Linked DNA regions of Mus musculus: regions 2 and 3 are each linked to region 1. The links are chromatin loops, found by intact Hi-C in ENCODE. Cell type or tissue: heart. All regions are shown on one strand. Region 1 has its middle 73 kb from the start of Gnat3. Region 2 holds the start of Cd36 (CD36 molecule). Region 3 overlaps Gm31612 (a long non-coding RNA gene).

The links. Hi-C counts contacts between places; a loop is a spot of excess contacts. Peaks named below come from ENCODE experiments on the same cell type or tissue, not always from the same donor. Only the 100,000 strongest peaks of a DNase experiment are listed, where the experiment ranks them.
Region 2: it touches region 1 in a loop (2.6-fold over the local background); 7 of 42 quality-filtered maps call a loop at or near these places.
Region 3: it touches region 1 in a loop (2.4-fold over the local background); 3 of 42 quality-filtered maps call a loop at or near these places.

The regions. Positions count from the first base shown.
Region 1 is chr5:18,032,011-18,040,010 of GRCm38, reverse strand. No RefSeq gene overlaps it. Among named protein-coding and RNA genes, the nearest start is that of Gnat3, 73 kb to the right of the region's middle. In heart, no CTCF peak of the experiment used is centred here; a DNase peak (open chromatin) is centred at 3,570.
Region 2 is chr5:17,828,490-17,836,489 of GRCm38, reverse strand. Cd36 (CD36 molecule) reads left to right here and starts at 594. Exons shown (of 15, transcript NM_007643.4): 1 at 594-872; 2 at 6,941-7,034; 3 at 7,506-7,715. The coding sequence starts at 7,596. In heart, no CTCF peak of the experiment used is centred here; a DNase peak (open chromatin) is centred at 479.
Region 3 is chr5:17,938,229-17,946,228 of GRCm38, reverse strand. Gm31612 (a long non-coding RNA gene) reads right to left here. Exons shown (of 3, transcript XR_389766.2): 2 at 4,412-4,545. Among named protein-coding and RNA genes, the nearest start is that of Gm31612, 10 kb to the right of the region's middle. In heart, no CTCF peak of the experiment used is centred here; a DNase peak (open chromatin) is centred at 7,508.

The DNA.
Region 1 (8,000 bases):
GTGATATTAATTAGAAACAATCTTTTGCTTGAATCATCTGGAATAGTGTATGACAAAGGAAAACTTCAGAAAAAAGTAGAACCAGAGTCTTTCTGCAAATGCAGAGAGACAGATTCTTGAGAAAGAAATGATTGGCTTACATCACCACAAATGCCTATATTGACATGCAAGTAGGTGTGACGGTTTGATGACTGTGTTGGTTGATTTTCGTCAACGTGATACAACCAAGATATATCTGGGAGGAGAAAATTTTAATTGAGAAAATGTCTCCATCAAATTGACCTGTGGGCAACTCTGTGGGGACATTTCCTTGACAATTGCTTGATATGGGAGGGTCCAGCCACTTAGGACACTGCTATCCCTTGAGAGGGATTTTCTTTTTTGTTGTTTTGTTTGTTTTGTTTTGTTTTGTTTTGTTTTTTGGAGACAGGGTTTCTCTGTGTAGCCGTGGCTGTCCTGGAGCTCACTCCATAGACCAGGCTGGCCTCGAACTCAAAATCCACTTGCTTCTGCCTCCCAAGTACTGGGATTAAAGGGGTGCGCCAATATTGCCCAGCAAGAGGTGATTTCTGTAAGAAAGCAGGCTGGTCAAGTCCTGGGGAGCAAGTCAGTAAGCAGCCTCTATTGCCTCTGCTTCAGTTTTCATCTCCACCTCTTTGCCTTGATTTTCCACAATGGTGAATGATGACAAGAACGTATAAGGTAAAGTAAACCCTCCCATCCAAACTTTGCTCTGGATTATGGTGTTTATCATAGTAATAGAAGACTAACTTGGAAGATGAGAAAGAGAGAAAATGAACACCAGGCTCCTCAGACTTTGCAACAAACAGGGAAATCATTCTATTTAAAACATTCTAAGTAAAGAAAAAACTAACACGACAAGTATTTATTTCTTGAAGACACACTATCATTTAAACACATTTTGTGAATTTGTAATCAAATGGAAATGAAGCACCCTAAGAAGGCAACGATTTTAATGTGTCATAAACTTACTATTAACTCGTTACCATTAGCAGCCATCATACCTCAGCCTCTCACAGCATCCATGAGTATGATTTGTAATATTGTTATAACTCTACAACTAAGAAGCTGAAGCTTGGGGGTGATAAAATAAATTAGAAAATAGACACAAGGGCTGGAGAGATGGCTCAGCAGTTAAGAGCACTGACTGCTCTTCTGAAGGTCCTGAGTTCAAATCCCAGCAACCACATGGTGGCTCACAACTATCTGTGATGAGATCGGATGTCCTATTTTGGTGTGTCTGAAGATAGCTACAGTGTACTTACATATAAGTAAATAAATCTTTTTAAAATAAGGAAGGAAGGAAGGAAGGAAGGAAGGAAGAGAGAGAGAGAGAGAGAGAGAGAGAGAGAGAGAGAGAGACAGAGAGAGAGAGAGAGAGAGAGAGAGAGAGAGAGAGAGAGAGAGAGAGAGAAGACACAAATTCAGCTCAGGGCCACTGAGAGCATGGGCACAATGAATTGAGGGCACGGTAATTTCCCAGGACTGGAGGGAAGTGCCCCCATCATACCGTAACTTCCTTAAAAGATGTCTCTGTCCATAGAGGGGTAAAAAGAAAAGTAAATTCTTTCTTTCTCAGAGAAAGTTTTGATTTTTATCACTCCTGATATTATATTTCCAAACACTTTCAAGACAAGGGTGGTTTGGGGACAGGGTGAATCTAAATACTTGGATGCACAAAAAGTTGCAAGTGTGTGGAGAATCATCTTCCAGACAAGTGACAGTGGCAGCAAGCTTCTATGTCTAAAAGGGGCAGATGTTAGAAATCCAAGGATTGTATCTGGGATGTACCATGAAAATATATACTAGACTCTGTCGCTGAGACTTTAGGAGGGCAGGTTATAGACCTGTGAACATGGGGGGGGGTGTACAGGCTAATTCAGGTGATGCTGAGGCTGTTGCTAATGTTTAGATAATTCAAGACAGAGCTAAGCATTTGTACAGGAGGTAAGGCAAAGAAAAGAGAAAGAAAAAGCAACAACATTCTCAAAAGAAGAGAAAGCAGAGAACATTTAGAGGAGTTTTAGAGAAAGTTGGCTGGAAGGCACATCCTTTTTGCAAAAGAAGAAGAAAAAACACAAACAAAACCTAAAAAATACTTCCAAGTGTAATAATTCTGCCAGGTTCAGCCACCTTTATTATCACCACCAGCACATTCAACCTGTCAGAAGCAGTTTACTTTTGAATGATAGAAAGCGAGGCACTCAGCAATGTTAAAGGTAAGAAGGCTGTCGAATAGCTTGCAATGGAGAACACCCACCATGTCAAGTGGGACTGTTAGCATATGGTCCCAGTTCACAGTTCTCAACCTAAATGAATATATGCATCAGCATACAACCACAGGCAGCTCATAGACAAGAAGGCCTTAGAGCTCTGTCCTGGACTAGCATCTTCAATGACTAAGGGGTAACTGGAGGCATAAAAGGTCAAAGGTTTAGATTTACTGTTCTTGTTGTTGTAGTTACTGTTCTTCTTGTTGTTAGTTTGTATGTTTTTGCACACATGTGCCACAGTGCATATGTAGAGGTCACAGGACACGTTGCAGGAATTGTTTGTTCCTTCCTGTCTTGTTGAGGCAGGACCTCTTGTTGTTTTTGCAGTTGTGGTTCTGTCAGGCCATGTGGCCTGCCAACTCCTGCCTGAGTCTCCTCTGCCTCCCATTCTTCTAGTGACCCACCAGCATTACAAATACCTGTCCTTGTGTCTGGCTTTTCAAGTGGGTTCTGAGGAGCAAATTAGGTCATAATCTTTGTGGACCCATTCCTTTTACCCTTTGAGCCTTTCCCCAGCCTCAGGAACTTTTGTGTGTATGTGTGTGTGTGTGTGTGTGTGTGTGTGTGTGTGTGTCTGTATCTATGTGTCTGTGTGTATGTGAATGTGTGTATGTGTGTGTGCACATGTGTGAGTGTGTGTGTATGTGTATGTGCAGATTTACTTAATTTAAGAAAAACATATTAAAAGAGTTATTCACAGGAACATAAAATAAAGAAAATAAATAAGGAAATAATATCCCGTGGGCTTTAGAGGCATCTAAATCTCTCTTTCACTAGCTGTGCCCCACTCCTGGCTCTATTAGCTTTCCCTTGATATAATAAAAAGGAACCATAACTGAAATAAGAATGGTGCCTTACCGTTTCTAAGCTCAGTGACTGAAGTATTGGCTATTATATGTTCTGTGTCTCACAGGTCTGAAATCAAGGCTGCAAACCACGCATCATTGTTATTCAAGGCTTAGTGTCACCTTTCAAATAGCTACTAGTTTTTTTGTTGTTTGTTTTTTGTTATTTTGTCTTTTTGGTTTTTGGTTTTTTAGGTTTTTGGTTTTTCCTTCTTTTTTTGTTACAAGGACAAGCTTACTGTGTAGGCCTTTGGTCCTCCCTCAGACTTCCTGGTGCTGGAATTAGAGGCACAGAGCACCGCACTGACTCAGCGGTTTTGGAGAGGACTCTGTCTCTAGTTGCCACTGAGTTCGTGTCCTCTGACTCCAGTTGCTCACGCACGTCAACTATTTACTCTACTTTAGCTGTGCTTTCTTTGCCTTCTTTCAAGGCCTCCTTTTTATCTTACTTCCTCAAGTTCAAGGCTGACATGCCCCAGTGTGGATTTCTGCTATCCTGTATGCTTGTCTCAGAGCTTCGTGATGACGTGCTCGCTTCCTTCCCACCTCCCTTCTCCGTCTGGTTCTCATGGGTGTGTGGCTCCCTTTGCAGTCTCTCCACAATTCATGCACATTTTGTTTTTATTTTTAGCTTTTATTTTCTGTTTGTTCTTTCACATCGTTAGTTGTTATCAGCATATCCTCTAGCTCAGAGTCCTTCTTCAGGCGTATCTAATCTACTAGATCTAGTTTTTATCTGCAGTGGGTTCTTTTTTTTTTTTACTTGTTTCTAGAATTTCCATGTTTCTGCTTACGCTGCCCATCTGTTTTTACATCCTGTCTACTTTTTACAGCGTGTGACTCATAGGGCTTTTTTTTTTCCTGTCCTAGCCTGATGATTGGGATACCTCTGCAGTGCTTAAACCTGTTTCTCTGGCTCATTCGTCAAACCCTTTGACTATGGTTTTTTTGTTGGCTTCTTTGTTTTGTCCACTTTTCAATATTCTTTCTAATGTGCTCTTCATGGCTGGACATGATGTACTACTGGCTAAAAGGCGAAGCCTTTAGTAATGTGCTAGTAAGACGTGAGCAGAGAGTAGGGGAGAGAATGTTAGGAATGCTTGTTTTCTTTTCCCAAGGAGAATCTGAAAAAAAAAAAACACACACAAAACAAAACAAAACACAAAACAACACAACACAAAGCTCCAGTGGTTAGTTTTCAGGAACATGTCTTGATAAGAAGAGGCTCAAGTGAATTTTCAAAATCATTCTTTTCCCTCCTATGTTACAGAAGGACAGAAGGTGTCTCCCCAATATTCACAATGAAAGCACACAGAATTGTGGAGATTCCCTTGTGACGAGGACTCCTGGAGTGCTTGAGTGTCAGATGTGTCTCCTGGAGCCGTCAGACTTTAGTCAGCTTAGCTAGGGGTTTCATGCCTAGGGCTGCTTTCTGCCTAAGGCTTCTCCCTCACCCTTCGCTGTGACAAATGAGATTCTTTGTATTTGTCTAATTCTCTCATTTGTGACTGAACACTTCAGAAATACTTCCATATGTGAGCTTATCATGTTGATTAAATCTACTTCTTACTGACTCTCCTCTGACTCTTACTGTACCCCCATCCAGTATCATGTGCTCATTTTGAGCCCACCAAGTCCACTTAGTACTGCCAGTCTGTGATGGGTACAGGACCATCCACTGGAACATGAGCACAACTAGTCAATGAATAGAGTATAAGGAACTATGGAGTGCTTAGCCCTAAATGGTACATCTGCATCACATTCCACCTCTTCATGGACTGAGGATCATTGCTGAAGAAGGGGACAGAGAGGTTCTAAGGCCCGGGAATAGTGGAGAGCTGTTGTGAAACTGTTTCCCACTTGCACACACAAGACCGAAACAAGAACAAGCTAGCCCAAATTCCAGTGAGGATTAGAATAGACTCCACAGCTAAGTAAATATTAGCAACTGATGGCTGGGCTGCTACGAAAGGAAGATTAAGTGTTCTTCAGGGATGTGTCTCCAAGTAAGTTCTGTTTTATCTGCGCTATAGTATTAGTTTACGACCTTGGGCAATTCTTTTAGCCCACACTTTTCCTTTCTAGTCTTTGTTTGTTATTTCAACTGCCTATCTTTGGTTTAGACATCTCTGCATTCCAGAAATTTACATTGTCTACCTGGCTTTACTGAGGTGACCCAAGGCCCCTCAAATGGAGCATGTTCAAAATGCCATCCTGTAACCTCTTCTTCTCAAACTTGGGCCTCGTCTGTCACTCCCAGTCTTAGCACTTAACAAGCTTCTCTGACATCTCTTCACTACCCAGTCCTCTCAGTATCTTATAGATGAGCTAACCATCATGTACGTGGGACTGTCATCAGGACTGTGTCACACTTTCTGTGCCTTTTATCTATCTTTAATGACCTGACTCAAGTAATTACAATAACTATGGCCCATTTTCATTAGCTTTCCACTCACGTGTACAATATAGTCTCTTTCCTTTTGCTCATTTTTCTACACAACCAAGTGGGTGGTTAAAGGAGATCTTCTAAAATTTCAAACCAAATCATCCCAGACTATGACGAAACATTTGTTTATAAAATAAAATGTAAAACCTTGTCTGCATCTTAAAATACTGTGCATCATCTCATCCGATCCTTTTGATCTGAATTCACAGTTCCCTTCCCTGGTGACTTCTGGTTTTTCTATACCTCAATGGTTTTTTCACCTCAGAGGATTTGAACATGTAACTATGTCTTACTCCCTTCCTCTCATCATTACATCTTCAATCACAGTTCAAGCTTAGTTTTCTAGAGGAAGCCTGTCGGATGCCTCACACTAAATAATGAACTACAGTATACATTTTTATTGAATCTATTATTGTGCTTATAACATCTGCATTTTGTATTTATTTCTAACATTTTTTTATAATTGCTTTCTTCTCCATATCCTGGGAGTTTTAGCAAGGTATAATTTGTGACTTACTTTTCTCTGGACTTTTTATCCTCCTCATTGAACACAGTATTTACCTGGTGGCAGATGAAGTATACACATTGAACAAATAAATACACAAATGAATGATAAAATGTGCTGAAATTCAAAATAAAATTTTATTTTATAATTCCTCATGAAATATGCACCTTGTAATAATGTCCCATCCTGCCTGCACTAAACAATTAGTATTTTGAAATACATACTCACATTTATTCATTCCTGATTTCTCAAGGACCAAAATGTAAATATACTTACTCTCTGGTTTATATATGAGTAACCTGTAAGGATATATAAGTAAATATCAATAAAACTGCACAAATCATTGTATTATTTAGATGTTAAAAAGGCACCCCTTTATTATGGAATCACAAAAAAAAATCTTGTGGTTTTTAGAGCAAAAAATTCAAATTGGAAGCCATGAGCTTTCATTTTTAACCCTTGTCTTAGTGCTAGAAAGGTAAAGTTCACCAGCGCCAGCTTAATGACTTAATAACTTTATATCTGCAACGGAGGGAAGATCAAATGGATGGCATTGTCTATCCATGATTTAAGAAATGAAGCCTTCTGTCTTCTTCCAGTATTTCTTCCTTCCCATATGTGTCTATTTTTAGTCATACAGCCTGAAATAAAAATCAGTTTAATCTCTAATAGACTTAGAAACCTTGTCCTGTTTTTCCTGATTCTTAAATACACTTTGAGTTTCATCTGACCCATGTTTTGCTAAAGGCAGAAACACATTTTTCCTCATAATAATAAAATTGTCATTTAGACCTTCAAGTAGAAAAAATATATTAGTTAAGGTTGAATGCTGTTTGTATGTCTGCAGTATAGCATTGCCTTTGGGAAGTACCAGGCTAAATACTAAAAGTTTTTTCATTCAATGGAATGAGTTAATTGTCTGGAAAATATCTAGGCCTAGAAACCATGTTAAGATTATTACAACACCATTTTAGTGAAAGATTAGAGTGTCAGGGAAGAAATCAGCTTGCATGAGGAAGCTCGCACTGCACTGCCTTTCTATACAAAGTGGCAAGACTTTTCCTGGATCAGGGGAATCTTTTCTTTTGTTCAATATTTTTAAATGATAATAAATCAGACTAATAGAATTCTAATGGTTCCAACTTTGGAACAAGTAAGATTTCTGCCAGAAGAAAGTTTGTGCTTAACCATGACAATTTTGTGTATTAAACACAGCCATCTTCTGCTTTATAACTCAAAGTGTCATCTTTATTTCATGCTTAACTTATCACGTAGACTCAGGATGAATACTCCATCCCTGGTAATGCCAACACATTCTCCTAAGTTATGGATTTTACTTGTTATCAGGAAAGTGCTTCTTAAAATCGTTTTCTATAGCAGCAATGCTCAGTTTGGTGTTGGTTACAGCTGCAAACCATGATACACAGAGAAGCTGTGAGGCCTGAATAGTGCTCCCTCTGCTGAGGACTGGACCTTGTGAATCATCAAAACTGCCTCCCGCTGTGAGACGTTATATTTCCATGAATGTGGTCTCCTTAACATAGTGCAAGTAATGCTTTTGTTTCACTGAAATTTGGCTTATGAAATCATCACTTTGTACTGAACAGAACTGAAAAATAATAAAGAAGAAAAATATTTTTAACTCCTGCACCCCAAATAAAAAGCTACTTCAGAATCTATTCAATGACATTGCTGTGGTCAATGTATCTTCCAATTTTCCAAGGGTGTGTTTTATAAAATGTTAACTGAATAATTACACGTTCTGCTAAAACTGTATACTGTGTTTCCTTCTCAAAGACACCTAGAATCATAGGAACAAATTTAATGGCATTTTATCTTGTATACTAATATCTTGTTTAATGAAACTATATCCCTGTCTTAGATAATTCAAGATTATATAATAGAATATT
Region 2 (8,000 bases), 200 kb after region 1:
GCTAGTGGATTTTTTGTGAGAATATTCTTCCCATTGTAGATCTAGAATGGCTGAGGTTGATGACATGCTATGCTCAGTAGTATTAGAGTTGTTTGGTACTTGTGCTTTCTATTTTGGATGAATATATTTAGGCTATTTTTTTTATAAGCATATCACCATCCTCTTGAAATTTCAGCTAAATTAACAACAAAAAATGACAAATAGTTAAGAACTTCCATCTAGAACAATGGGCCATTTCCTTTTGTAAAATTTGTTTGTCATCCCTGTTGATTGACAAGAGTTTCCAATTGTTTTCCAAATTATGAATCTGAAAGTCTTCAGGTTCATGCTAGGTAGTATAGAAAAACACTCTTCTCTGCACTTTATGACCTGAGATTTTCAGGCTTTGTTGGGACAGACCAATCAGTTCCCTAATTTACTTCCCCCTTGCTGCTACACTCCAGCATCTGGAATAACAATTACAATGGAAAACAAAGTATAGAAGGGGCGGCTCAAATCAGGGGCGGCTCAAATCAGTTCCGTTGGTTCTCTGGCCTCTGACTTACTTGGATGGGAACATGGCCAAAAAAAAAAAAAAAAGACTGCTGAGTATTTCAAATGTAGGTGATGGGTCTTCACCAGAAATAGACCCTTGTGAGCTTAACTAGCAGTGAAGTGTGACTTTTTTCTTTCTCTTCTTTTTTTCAATTCCCTTGGCAACCAACCACAAATTAGCATCTGACATTGAATTTTTTAAAGCTCGTTTCAACTCTCACACACATAAGTAGTGAGGAATTCAGGGTAGGGGTTTTCTACTGAGGACTTTTTCTTCTTCACAGCTGCCTTCTGAAATGTGTGGAGCAACTGGTGGATGGTTTCCTAGCCTTTCAAAGGTAAGTTATATGGGATTTTCCCTTTACATTAAAAAAAGAAAGAAAGAAAAATTTGTCTGCCTTTACACTGAGAGGAGATAATAGCATTTTAAAACACTTACTATGAAAAATGTCAAATGAAGAATAAATAAATCCATTGTTTTCTTACAGTCTTTAGGCTTTATTGAATGCTTATATGTTATTTACAGATCTACCTATATTTTTGCTGGATAGTATTAAAATATTGTTCAGTGACAAGTGATATTTTAGTTTATGATTTTTGATATCATGTATATTTTCAACACTCCTTTGTCAATATTTAAAATGATTTATAGGCCAATTTGGGTTTTATTCAAAACTTCTCTATTTAAACATGATTTTTACTTTAAAATATAAGAACATTTTTCAAGAGTGTTGATACAGTGAGATTAGTATATAAACAACTTGTAAATCTTATAGAGCACTCTGTCTTGAATGCAATTTGTTAACTATTTGCTGTTGTTCAGTGTCATTAGCTTGTTGAAGTTTCAGTGGACAATTTGTGGTGAACTTGATTATTTTCTCCACAGTTAGGAGTAAGGCAGGAATTACATATACATTTACTGAGCACTTTTCTCTAATGAACAAAAATATTTTACTTCCCAAAAGGAGTGGGTAATTTCAAATAATTACTTTAAATTTAATTAATGTGTATCAGTATACTACTTAAATGTAAAAATGAAAGAAAATTAATGCCTTTGAAAATTAAAAAAATCATTTCAAATACTAGTAAGTTATTTCCCTAAATCATAATTTTGGGTTTAAAGAATAGATAACACATTTTAGAAAAAAATTAACTACCTAATTATTAACTATTATTGTTATTAACTAAGTAACTATAAATGGCATAATTTTTAATAATAAATTTGAAATGTTTCTAAAGATGTAAGGATCCAAGACTTTCCAGTCCTTTCATAAATAATTTTAAGTTGGCAATGTCTTTTGAAAGTCTAAGAGATCCTTGCTGTACATACTACTTTGTAAATAAGTAAAAATAAAATCCTCAAGAAATTTTACTAGTTGATTTTCCAAGAGTCTTTTAGAGTATATAAATGAACAATGTAGAAAACCCTTTCCACTAAAATCATTATTGAACCAGAACAATAAACCAAATTTAGATTAACAGATAACAGGCTGGCCTGGAGAAAATATTAAAGTTAACAATGGGTGGGGTATTTGTACAGAGTGTACTGAAAAGTTTGGAATTAATTTTGAAAGTCACAGTTGCTCCTCTTACCATTAATAAAAATTATGGTTATATTTCTCTAAATTTGAATAATTTTAATATTTTTGCCTACTTTGCTTTTCATTTCCTGAAGGAACCAATTTTGTTACTATTTTGTGATTTAATTCACAGTTTTATAGTTAACTTTCTAAAATATTCAATTGCATGGTCTGATAGAGTAGTTATTTCACCACTGAACAAAAATTTAATATTACACGTGCAATGTATACAATCAGATTTTATTAAAATTTGAAAATATTTATGCAGTTTTTATATAACTACAATTACTGCACTTTTCCAAATTATGGTATTGGGCAACAAAACATTAGTTATTACTACATTGCAGTTGCTTAAAATAATATTACATAATACATGAAACTCATTATTTGCACATTTTAACTTCTTCTTGTGTACACTTGTAATCTTTCTTAATCTATATCAATCTTGGAGAAAATAGAATAACAAAATAATTTACAAAAAAACACAACTGAATCCTTACCATCTTCTGCCTTTTAGCCCTTCTCTGAGCTTATATTTAACACTGAATCATATGTGCTATTTAACCAGAGAGTTCTATTTCTACACATAATTTTATAACAATTTTCCTAGGTCTTTTGTTTCAGCATGGTCAACTACTACCAAATAGCTGAACATCTTCCTATAGAGGAATTTTAATCTAGCAACATGGCTGCTCTAGCAAATGATCATATCCAAGGTTCTCCTAGGTCTATGTGATGTGGCTGGGATGTAGACACATCTTTAATCCTAGGAGACAAGCAGCTCTCTTGGGTTTAAGCAGTTCAAGACCATCCAGGGATAAAGCAAGTTTAGTGTAATGAAAAGCTTAGCTCCATGCATAGTGGTACGTGTCTTTTAATCCCAGCACTCAGGAGACAGAGGCATGTGGACCTCTGAGTTCTAGTCAGTCAGTTCCGTTGAATCAATGAGTTGAGAGGCATTGCAGTGGAGAGGAGTTCTTGGCAATTCACTTCATAGAGTCAGCTTTACCAGGATAGTTTTAAAGAGATGGGTTGTAGGTGAAGACAGAAGGAGCCAAAGAATGACAAAGAGACAGAAGATTAGAATAGATTGACAGAGTTAGTTTGAGGCTAAGCAGAGAAATTCAGCTATAAGCTGAGAGAAGCCAGTTTGAGTCAGTCAGTCTGGAAAAGAATTGGGGCCAGAAAAGCTGAGTTGAATCAAGCAGCCAGAATTCAGAAAGAACTAGAAAAGGTAAGTGTATTCAGCAGTAGGCCTCTGAGATGACAATTGCATCTGGCAAATAAAATTACATTTACACCTTCCTGTTAATCTATGCTTAAATGTATATATTGTCTCTATAGAATCATGGCTTTATAAATACCAATAGACAGGGTGGAGGGTAAATGTATAAAAACACATAATAAATTTTTTAAAAATCCTGTGTTCATATTTAACCTGTTATTCATTAAATTACCTCAAGTTGTATTTCCATATTAGGTTATCATGGGTAGGTGCTGTTCTTTTCTTGGGAAAGGAAGGGTCTATAGGAAAAGATGACAGTTTTTAGAGTTTTATGGCCTGGTTTCCTATGTTAAGAATAAGAATATTTAGCTGTTGGTAGATGGAGGAAAAGAGAATCCATGTGCCAGACTGATTCTGGAACATTGTCATCTTCACTGTTCACATCTCAGCATGCGTTACCTGTGGGCCATGTCTTTTCTAGGTGGAGTTTCTGAGGGAACAGAGTTTGAAACACCTGTGGGAATAATTAAGAGATTCCTCCCGGGAATTTGCTCTACACTTTGGCCTATTTACCAGGGAGTCTGCTTATAGTTCATCCTACCTCAGACTTTGCCCAATCTATTGGGTTCTACTAGGTTTCTCATTTAGTAAAAGGGCCCTGTGTTTCAAAGTTCATAATAGACAATCAGACAACACCAGGAAAAAAAATAATAATACCACTTCTCCTGCTTCTTGAATTCACTCTGAAGTTCTGAAAATGCAATCTAAATGTACTTTGTACAGTGGATAAGAAATAGCAGCTGACAGATTTGTAACTAGTGATATTTTAAAACATGGCATCCTATTCCCTCTTCTCCTTTAGATTAGTCCAAACAGTTCTCTGGTCCTGATTATTCTTTGTCTTTTAAAGTTCAATACTTTAAGCAGGAAACAGTTTGTTGTAAATAAATATTTGCACTATAGAATTAATGTTAGCAAAATTAATGCTAAGTTAGAAAATAAATAACAATGTAAAATATGAGCAGGTATGCTATTGAGGAAATGTAATTTTCTCAGATCCAAATTTTGGAGTCCTTAATATCTAAATTGACAGAAAATAGTTAAAAAGACTATATGTTTCTTTGAAGATAAGTATGGATGGCCAAGGTGCTGGCTAGAATGTGCTAACTTGAGCATTTATCTCTTGAGGTCAATAAAACACCTTCAGTTTTATGTCATGTACTATGAGAAAGAAAAGCACGAACACACTATAAACCCCTCCTTCCTCGAAATGTTAAGGGACTAAATGATAATCAGTAAGCCCTAGTGAAAAAAGGATCTTTCCTATTTTTAGGGCAATCCCAGAAACTTTATTATGACATGATGTAATGATAATAAATCAATCATTGAAAATATGAACCAGTGGATAAGCTAACTTCTTCCACTCTGTCAAATATCAGCACATGGTTGAAAGAATGTTATATAAATGCTTATATTAAGGTTTATCATAATAATCTAACTAAATATATTTATTGATACCCTCGTTTTCTAAGAAGTCTGACTGTACATCAGTGGGACACATGCATGTTCTCACTTCCGTTTGAACAGACATAACTCAGACCATACCTACCTCTACCTACTGATTATTAGTCAGGGGTACATGTCCTGTGATTGATTTCTTGGCAATGGAAAACAGGTTCTGTTTTTTGGATGCTTCAGTAGATGCTGTTATAACTTTTCATCTCTTGTAGAAACCTTTTGCTTTTAATAATAGAAATACTTCAATAAGAAAAATGTGGAAATGGAATACTCACAATTCATATTTATGGTAATATAGATCCAAACAAGGGACAAATATGTGCACTCCTAGTTCAAAAGCAATAATAGTCCAATTTTAAGGTCATTTTATACTCTACTTGTCAGAATTGTAAGTGATTTTACTAAATAATTTCTAGCTTTTATTTATAAAATTTGTGTGTGTGTGTGTGTGTGTGTGTGTGTGTGTGTGTGTATGTGTGTGTGTATTAAACTTTCAGGGTTTAATTATCTCTTTCTGCCTTATAGATGCCAATCAATATATCAGGCTTGGCAGCAAGTGTACTTATGCACTGTGCCATCTCCCTGCCCCAAATAAATAATTTTAATGATGTTCATATGGACATTAAATAACTTTCCAAGTAAAGTAACTCAGTAGGTGCTTTTACTTAGATCTAAGTAATTTATATTCACCAAACTCCTATAACACACAGGATTTCCTGTCCCAGTTCTAAGATCATGGGCCACATTTCCTTTTTTTTGGGGGGGGGGGAGGGGGCACATTTTCTTAAAGAGGCTCTTTTAACTTTTCTAAGAAGAGTTAGGCAGATATGAAGTGTGTCAGGAACAAAGATCTCTGGGTTGTCACCTTGCTGTGTAATCATAGTTGCCATACCTTTTGGTTTCCCAGGAAACAACTTGGAAACCATCCAAAACTGGGTGAATATCATTTCGGCTACTAACATAGGAAATTGCCACTTTCACTTTAGATCCTATTTTGAAACATTAGAAAAGTCAAAATATAGAGAGCCAGTATTTCTTTATTGCCTCTTAGAAGGAGGCAGAAAGGTCGGGTTTATTTCATCTCCAACCTTTTATTTGTGCTGAGTGCTGGATCCCTCTGCTCTCATTTCTGCCTTACAGGTATGATTCTTCCTTTACAGTTGGCAGAATCCAGCCTTCACACCAGTTCTGTGAGTCAGTTCTGTGAGTGCTTGTAAGATTGTATCAAGGAAAAGTCTCAGACCTTCCAACTGCATGAAAGGAGTAGGGCTAAACAAAGAGAAGCTCGGGGGTTACAGAGGGAGTACAGTTGCCAGGAAAGGGTCTGGGCGGTTTGTGCTTCTCCATCTTTGAGAAAGGCTTATGGTTGTACTCAGAGTATTTTATAAATGCTCTCTGTGTGCCTTATCTTTTCTTGGTTCTATTGGCATCTGTGTAGCGCTCTTGGCTATGGGCATTTTGATGTTACACAAAACTGTTCTAAAGTACAAACCACAGGTATACACCACACCATGAAGGGTTAAACACCATCATAAAACTGTCACTGAAGCCCAACTTCTTCTTCAAGTATTGATCAAAAAGACACGATTCTATCAGTTTTGTTACAGCAGGATCCTGTTGTTCTGTAAATTGCTTCTTTCCAATGTTATATAATACCCACACAAAATAAGATATTGCAAATTAAACTGCCTGCATGGAGTGCATAGTAGCAATACTACTGTATTTAAGAGCATTGACATGAATCTCTACATAGGAAAAAAATAATGCTACTAGAATTGGATACACAAGGGAATCTTTAAGAATAACAAAAAACCAACTATAATATATACATATTATATTTGTATCTTCAAATTCTTTAGCATATGTTTTGTCAAAATCATTGATAATGAAATCAGAAACCATATACTTTTAAAAGTTTCTGGAATGTTTTCCACACTGTATGGGGAAAGTTTCAGGCATGAACATAAAAACTGGAAAGGAAGTGGAATTTTCATTAATGCTATGATTATATTAAAGAAAATAGTAGTATTGATTTTGTGATAATGTTTTTTCCTCTGCATTTTTTTTGTTGTTGTTTTGACAGGTAGTTTACAAATGATTTGAAGTGCTGATCCTTTCAGAGTCTCAACAGATTATTTCTTAAACAGCTCATACATTGCTGTTTATGCATGAATTAGGTACGTTACCACTACGGTCATGGGTTAATAGACAAGGTATATCAGTCCAGCCACATTTGTTTTGCAGGAGAATTCCTGGCAAAGCACTCAGGGTTCTGTTTGGGTGGAGAAACTAGATAGGGCGTGAAGGTATAAAAAAGCATGCCACACTGTCGTAAGGAGTATTGGGATGGGAATATGTTTATATGGCTCGCCTTAGATAAGATTATAGTATGTTAATCACGAAGGGATTAATGTGCAAAACAGAAAAGTTTAAAAACCAAGCATTCTCTCTGTTACTCCTTCTGCTTCTGGTGAGTTTTTTTATGAACAAAAAGAAGGAGTAGAACCTAGAAATCCAGTGTGGTGAAACAAACAAAAAGACTTGTTTGTTAGTTGGCAAAATCATCTGTATCAGTAGCATGATTTCTTTGTACTTTGATCTTTTTGTGCTAATACTTAAGCTTCTTTTTTATGACCTCTTTCTAATAGTAGAACCGGGCCACGTAGAAAACACTGTGATTGTACCTGGGAGTTGGCGAGAAAACCAGTGCTCTCCCTTGATTCTGCTGCACGAGGAGAATGGGCTGTGATCGGAACTGTGGGCTCATTGCTGGAGCTGTTATTGGTGCAGTCCTGGCTGTGTTTGGAGGCATTCTCATGCCAGTCGGAGACATGCTTATTGAGAAGACAATCAAAAGGGTAAAAACGACTGCGAGAACCTGGTGTACCATTTACTTATTCTCCCGTGTCTCTTGTTGTTATTGTGTTATTGTTCTGGATGCTTGCTTGTTTTATATTGTCTGGTAATTTTATGCTTTGAGTAAGAAGGGTGAATCACTGTAACCTAACAAGATAAAGTAAGCATTTGGGAAACATTACAATGTAATGCGAAGTGGGCTCACATACAGTCGTATAAATATAATGTAAATTGGACTAGAATACATTACTAATCTTAAATACATCACATTTTGTTAAGACTTCAGA
Region 3 (8,000 bases), 94 kb after region 1:
AACTAAATTTACCTCCCTGTTTGGGATTAAAGGTGTATTCCAATGGCATGTCTGTATTCCAGCTAGATCACACGAACCTTGAAGGTCTCTGGATGCGATCTCTTGACAGAGTCACCATGTAGCTGTATTAACATTCCTCTACAACAAGATATTCTGATTTTAGTATTTTGTCTCAGTGGCTCTGAGTAAATTTAGATGTCTTCATGTTTGTGAGGTGAAGAAAATAGAATTCTGAAAGTAAAATTCTAGGTAACATTTAACAAAGGAGAAAATTTATGTATGGCTGCACATGATATAACAATCCTTATCAATCTCTGTGTTTCCACATGTTCATGTAAAAATAAAAAATTTAAATAAGATTATATCATTTTCCTTTCCCAATTCTTTCCAATTTCTTCAATGTCTCTCTCCCTTTCAAATTTCTATTCTTATTCTTTATTATTATTCCATATATTATATGAATATAATGGATAAATGCAACCCGCCAGATGCATTTTTAGTGTTGCTTGTATGTATACGTTTCAAGGCTGACCATTTGAGATTGGATAGTCATCTATGTCCTCATCTCTGTAGAAGATTAACTCTCCCTGTCTTCACATTCCTTAGTTGCCTATTGCTCTTATTTAGTAATAGGGCATGTGTATTTTTCCCCATCTGCTCTGTCATATAAAGAAGACCCAGTCTTTCAAAAGACTTCTAGGACCTCCATTTCTTAAAAAAAAACTTCTGTCCCCTCTTTCATCGTGGTCCTTTCAGTCTGAGGTGTAGAAATTGTGTTGTAAAAATACTCAGTGGGTTTGGGGCTCCCCGATCACTTGTGGAATTTTGACTAGTTCCTGTCTGCTGTAAGCAAAAACTCCCATTTGTACACACTTATTTGTATGTATAAGGATATACATTTAGAATGTATTTAGGAATTAAAGTAGTTTATGAAAGTGGCAATAATTGTTCTCCTTTGAGATTTATGACCCCAGAAGCCATGGGTGACTGATTAGTTTTTCAGTATCATTATTTTCCTTCAACTGAACAGGATTTATGTCTAGTTAGACTGCTGTCAGTCACAGCTAAGTTATGAACATCACCGTAATACCTGTTGAGAGTGCATACTATACTGGTCATTGTGGTTCATAGGACAGGTAGGAGTATCGGATGCTTTCTGTGGTTGCAGTTTATATAACACCTTAAGGTCCTATCAAAGTTATCATGCAGGGCAGAGGTTTTGGATAAGATCAAGGCTGACCCCTGAGTTCTGTGTTCAAAGTATATGGACTCTTGAGAAATAGTGATTTACTTTCAGTTCCTGGGAGATAACTAAGGGCAACAGTAAAGGCCTATATTGTCTGGAGATTCTCTTAGACTCCTCTGACCAACAACACAAGAAGATCTTTTTACATGCCTGATACAAGACTTTTGTTAGTCTGTGGTTCCTGAGGGAGCATTATCATTCCAAGTAGTATATTTCATACTATATATACTATGCATATATGTATAGTTTTAACTAAATATAAATTGATATAATTCTTTATGAATTTTTCAAGCATGTTTATTGTTATTTATCCTTTCCCCTTCTTTCTCCTTTGGATTCACCTCTCTAACCACTTTATAAGTGGCATATAAGACCTTTACCCTACTTTCTCTATTTCTGCCTTGTTCTTCTGTACCTGTCTCTTGCATTCCTCCTCACCCTGGCCCCATTTCATATGCCTGGTTTCTGTTTTTACTTCAGGTTATGGCTATATACTCACATCTAAAAATTCATAGAAGAGACATACAGATGAGAGAGAACATGTGGTTTTTGTGTTCTCAATTTTCATTCAGTAATTTTTTTCTACTTCTATTCATGGTCTGCAGATTTTATGATTATATTTTTCATTACATTAGAACAATATTTCATTATGTATATTTAACATGTTTTTAATCACTCATTCATCTGGTGAAGAACGTTTATATATATATATATATATATATATTTTCTTTCTTACTTCTTGTTAATAAAGCAGGAGTAGACATGGCTGAGCCATTGTCTGTGGAGTAAGAGTTCAAGTTCTTTGGGTATATGCCAAGAAGTAGCATAACAATGACATATCATAAAACAAAACAAGGATGGTGAGGATGACTCAGAGGATAATGTGCTTGCCTTGCATGCTGACCTAAGTTCATATCCCCAGAACCCAAGTCAAATGAAGTCAGCAGCACATATCAATAATCTCATCATTCGTGGGACAAGATAGGATGAGAAACCAGGAGACTCTCCAGACGCTCACACCCTATACAATGATGACCTTCAAGAGATCTCTCAAAACAAGGTAGAAGAGGAAGATACCCCCCACACACACACACACACTTACTTTAAAAATGAAAAAAAAAGAAGAAGAAGAAAGCAAAGAAAGGAAACTTACCTAGAAAATTCTCCTGAGCATGTAATGTACTTTACTTATATATATAAATTTTATTTTTCAAAGGGTGCCTCAAGTACAAAGGTCCCTAGGATATATGACTTGACTTTTTGACTGCCTTATGAAACATAGAGCCATACTGATGAAAGAGTAAATGAATGCATGTCCACAGCTATTGTTGCTGCAGGAAGAATTCTGTCTTCTCTCTTCAGTTATTGTTCAAGTTACTTCAGTAATCTGTAATTTTCTTTTTGCTTTTTCTTCATTGTATTTTGAATTTTTAAATATTTTAAATAAATAAAAATTGGCTTATAATCAAGAATGTTATATTGACTCTTGAAATTTGAGACTGAATTATATGAACCCATTGTGATCTTCTCAATGGTGAAAACAATTTTTTCATTATTTGTACTTTATTTTACCTTGAAAACATTAGGTCTGAAAATAGCTCAATGTCTTCAGGACAGGGCCATAATTTTCAAAGGGAACAGAATCCACATTCTTTTGCTTTTGGCTTTTTGTTATTGTTTTGTTTTGTTTGTTTGTTTGTTTGTTTGTTTTTCCAGACAGGGTTTCTGTGTAAAGCTCTGGCTGTCCTGGAACTCACTCTGTAGACCAGACTGGCCTCGAACTCAGATATCTGCCTGCCTCTGCCTCCCAAGTGCTGGGATTAAAGGAGTGCACCACAACTGCCTGGCTAGAGTCCACATTCTTGTGGGTCTTTCTTTATATTACCATACAAAGCTTCCAAATGCAGTGTAAAAATAGTGTTGTCTAAGACAAAAGTAAGCATTTGAAAATTGAGTTGTAAAACTGTTATGAAACAGAAGGAAAGGTTATCAGTTTTGTACCATAGATAATAAAAAAATGAAATAAACTATACTCTTCAAAGTTCTTTATAACAAAAAAAGTAATGAAAGAGCTGTTGCTGAAGAGAAGTTTCAGGATAGAAAAGTTGAGGCATATTTTAAAATAAATACACTAAAAAGAGAAACACATTTGATAAAGAGGCAAAAGAGACTCTGGAAATAAAAGAAACTGAAGAGCCAGATGTAGCTTTCTCAGTGGCACTGGGGGGGGGGGAGGGGAGGAAGACCAGTAAAGCATCAGTTAGGAAAAGACCTATTTATCGTGGTCAATGAATTTTTGCAAAAATCAATGCAAGGACCTGTAGCACATTAGCAATTGTAGCCAGTAAAGGTGAGTCTTCAGAGCAAGTTTATTTAACCAGGGAAAGAAGAAAAATTTCAGACAGTAAATTTTTTTTCTGAATAAAATGACCATAAATCTAAAATCTGGAGAAAAATATCTATATCTGAAAGGTTTTCTGTGATTCTCATTTGTAATATAACTAAAGGGCCAACTCCAAAGTACCTGACAGTAAGTGATGAAGAAGCCGTTGCTGAAGAGAAAGTTCAGGATAGTTAAGTTGAGATATATTTTAAAATAAATATACTAGAAAGAGAAACACATTTCGCTATTCCATGTCTCTCTCAAAACATGGAAAATTAACAGGTAGGAGTTAGCAGTCAGTTAGTAGTGCTACTTGTGGTCTCCGCTAAAACAAACTTAGGGCACTTCTGGCCTCATTCCTCAATAGATGAATCTTCTTCCTTTCAGAACAGCCAATAAGCCTTTTGAGTCTTTCCCTTGTTGCTATGGTATGTGCTGTTGACTTCAAGGTATGCCGCTAGTTCATAAAATGTCAACTGAGATTCTAAGCATTGTATATACTCTTCTCTGGTTTGGTATAGGTCTCAATAGTACATACAAGAAATCTTCTTTTAAAGTACTGGGTGCTGCAAACCATGTGGTGTTTCCAAGATTTTAGTAAGATAAAGATGATCATGAGGAACACAGTCCCACCATGGAAGAATTCTTATGCCTTCCTTTACTTCCACCAATAAGTTCTATATCATGGACATCTCCTTACCGTCCCCTGCTTCCTTACTTGCTCATATAAGGAATTGAGCTCAGGACCCAATCAAACAAAGTAGCAGTACTCTACGACTCACCTGTATGTCCAGCCCTCTCCTTCCTTCTTTTTTTAATATTTAACAATGTCACCTTAAAATTCTAGGCTGTCCTTCAACTCATTCTGTAACACAAGCAGGTCCAAGATGTATGATCTTCTTCTTCATCCTGCTGCCTAATTGAAGGTAAAAGCATGTAATGTTAGGATTGCTTGCTTTTATGTCTTTTTTAAAAATAAAATACAATCTTACTTAACTTAAACATAAAATTCTGTTTGTGCAGTGGAACATCAGGTAGCAATATGAAGCTTGGTGTTAAAAAACACATTGAACACCCAGAAAATACCCATCTGCCTGAAGTCAGAGCAGCACTAAGATGAGATAGTTTGTGGTAGAGAGAAGGGAGAGAAAGAGGAGAATTGTGTGCACAGTGAAGAGAGGCAGAACTGGAGATCTGAGGGCCTGATGTGAGTAACCTGTGCTGCTGCTACTACAGGCTATGGTGGTGTTCTGTCCTGTGTTGCTACCAATGATCAGGTCTGAGTCTGTGGCCCTGCAGCAGTGGGGGTCTGTGTCTATGTCCATGGTCCATGCTACCACCAAAAGCCATGCTCTGGACCACTGCTTGGGGCCATGTTGTCCTCACCTGTTATTGGATGCAGCACTCAGGAGATCTTACCTTGCCCCTCATGAGGGTAGGGGGTAGTGCTGCAGATCTGGCATAGGACAACTGGGAAGCTGATAAACTCAGCTACCACTCACTCAGGCCCAGATCCAGGGCTTTGAGTTAGCAGGCCCCAATATTTACCCAACCGATGAACTGTTGGAGCATGTTAAGGGGCCATTTCTGCAGAAGGAAAGCTGTAGACTCTCCGTGACACAAGGCAACAACAGGATATCTCAGAGGAGTCTAAGCAACGATCATAGTGTAGCAGAAGCCAGAGGCCTTGGACAAAGCCAATGACTCATTACAGTGAATATTTGCAAGTAAAGCTGTTTGGGCAAAAGGATATAATATGTGACACACTGCAGCATCTATGGAAAGATTTTTTTTTTATTTTTTGTTTTCTTTTGGTGAATGTATTGCAAAGGGTAAAGGGCAGATATGGAAGGATGGAGAGGTGAGAGAGGTTGAAGTTTATAATGTGAAATTCACAAAGTATCAATAAAATGTTTGAGAAAAACAAAAACCAAACTTATTGGGCTTCCATAAATACTATTCCTGTCAAATCATTCTTGTCACAGTACAACCTGCTTGATGACTAAATTATTTGCTATGGATTTCAATGTAGATTTTTACAAAGGGTTTCCACACCCTATGTAAATGGTAAATATTTCTAAACACGATTGTGCATCAGTAACCACCATGTCAAAATAAATAATGATCCTCAAAAAGAGAAAATAAAATACCCTTTTGCCATATTTTAGGTTTTACTAAAGGTGAGAAATGTGAACATATGCTGACCTATTTTAAAGACCTAAGGGTTCTTCAGTCATTTCAACTTTCTGCTCCCATTTACTAGGAAATCGGAGCACAAAGCTCAGCTTAATTCTTGGGTGTGGAGGATATTTTCCAAAGCCCAATATTTCAGATGCTGGCTGAATTTAATGACTTGTTTTTAATGTGTGGCTTCCTTTCCTCACAATGAACCAAAGTCAATGAGTTTTGAGTTGATTGATGGAGACTATTACAACACATGAGGAAGACAGCAAACTCTATTAAGACAGGGGAATGTGGGCTCTTGGCATTCAAATGGATAAAATACATAGGCAACTTTGACTGTCTCCATCTACTCTATAAGGGTAGATGTCAAACTTCATAATCCCCGGTAGAAGGTAACAGCTGAGAGTCCCATGGCTGCTGTCAAAAGGTTGTAGGAGGGTTTTACACTTCATGTGGATGTTGAAACCCAGGTATTAACAGTCTCCCACAAATAGTCATAAGTTAAAACACTGGTCCCAGCTGGTGACACTATTTATGTAGGTTTTGGGTACTTCGCTTGGTGTGGCCTATAAAAATGAAGGTACTAGAGAACTGTGTAGAGAGCCTCTCTTATAAGCATTATCTGTCAATAGAAAAGACAATGGCCAATGAGCAGAGGCAGAAAATATGAGGTAGGAAGAGATACTGGTAGGAAGAGATATTGGTAGGAAGAGAGAAGATTGTGGGAAATATTAAGAGTATAAAAGAGACATCCAGCTATTTTGAAGGCTATCATTTCCCTAATTTCTTTCTCAGCCTGTTTATTCTTTGAGTAGAGGAAGGCTACTGATTTGTTTGAGTTCATTTTGTATCCAGTCACTTTGCTGAGGTTGTTTATCAGGTTTAGGAGTTTGCTGGCGGAAGTAAAGTATCATCTCATCTGCAAATAGTGATATTCTTCCTTTCCATTGTCTCCCTTTGACCTCCTGAGCTCCCAGGGACTAAACCACCACCAAGGAGTACACATGGAGGGACCCATGGCTCCAGCTGCATATGTAGCAGAGGGCCCTTGGAGGGCATCAACATTTGAAATGTAAATAAAGAAAATAGGAGAGAGAGAGAGAGAGAGAGAGAGAGAGAGAGAGAGAGAGAGAGAGGAGGAGAGGACAGGAGAGGACAGGAGAGGACAGGAGAGGACAGGAGAGGACAGGAGAGGACAGGAGAGGACAGGAGAGGAGAAGAGGAGAAATTCAAGGAACACAGTGAGGAGGAGAGGGACATAAGCCAGCAGGGAGATTCTGAGGAGACTCAAAGAAAGAAGTGCACCAGGACTAAAAGAGAGGTAACTGACTACATCATAGACATAAAATAGTTTAAATGGATAAACAAGTTAAGAGCTAGTCAGGAAAAGAGCCAGAGCTTATGGCCTAGGCATTTAATAATAACTAGTTAGTCTCAGAGTCATCATTCCAGGAGCAGGACTGGGAAGGAAAAAAATGTTTTCCAGAAATGTTTTGGGAGAGTCTGCCTTACCTTTGGCCTGCCTCCCCTACATTTATCCTCTTCCTGGCCATTATGATGTAATTTGTTGTGTACTGCTATGTCCTCCCTGCCACTATAAACTGTGTCCTCTGTAATCATGAGATAAGCAGTCTCTTCCTGTAAGTTATTTATGTCAGATGTTTTGTCCAACTGATAAGTCAGACAAAACAGAAGGCTTGGACACCTAGTAGCTGGAGAAGCTACTAGAGTTTTGGATCAGAGAAAGAATTTATGTTGTCCTTTCCCCAGTGCTTGGGTCTGGTAGACAGAGTTATGAAACCAAGGGCCTTAAGGAGACAAAATTACAAAGAGGTAGGCAGTACATCTACTCTATGCTCTGCTCGTCCCTCACTGCTTCCACTGACCCACATATGACTTCAGCATCCATGGTGCCAAATTACACCCATGGTGACTCTTGCCCTAGTTTCCATCCCTAAGAAAACTTCCATTGTATTCTACATCACTGAAGCAGCCATGTGTGTCCCATTGGCAATGCTGTCTTTACCACACCTACTTGCTCTGATAGAAATCACCCTTTCCCAAAGTGGCCTTCTGAGAATGAGGACTCTCTGAGCCACTGCTGTATGTATTGTGTGCAGAGAAATTGAGTTTAGCCAAATAAGCTTAAAGAAGAGTACACTGTGGTACATAATCAGAATAAAGCCA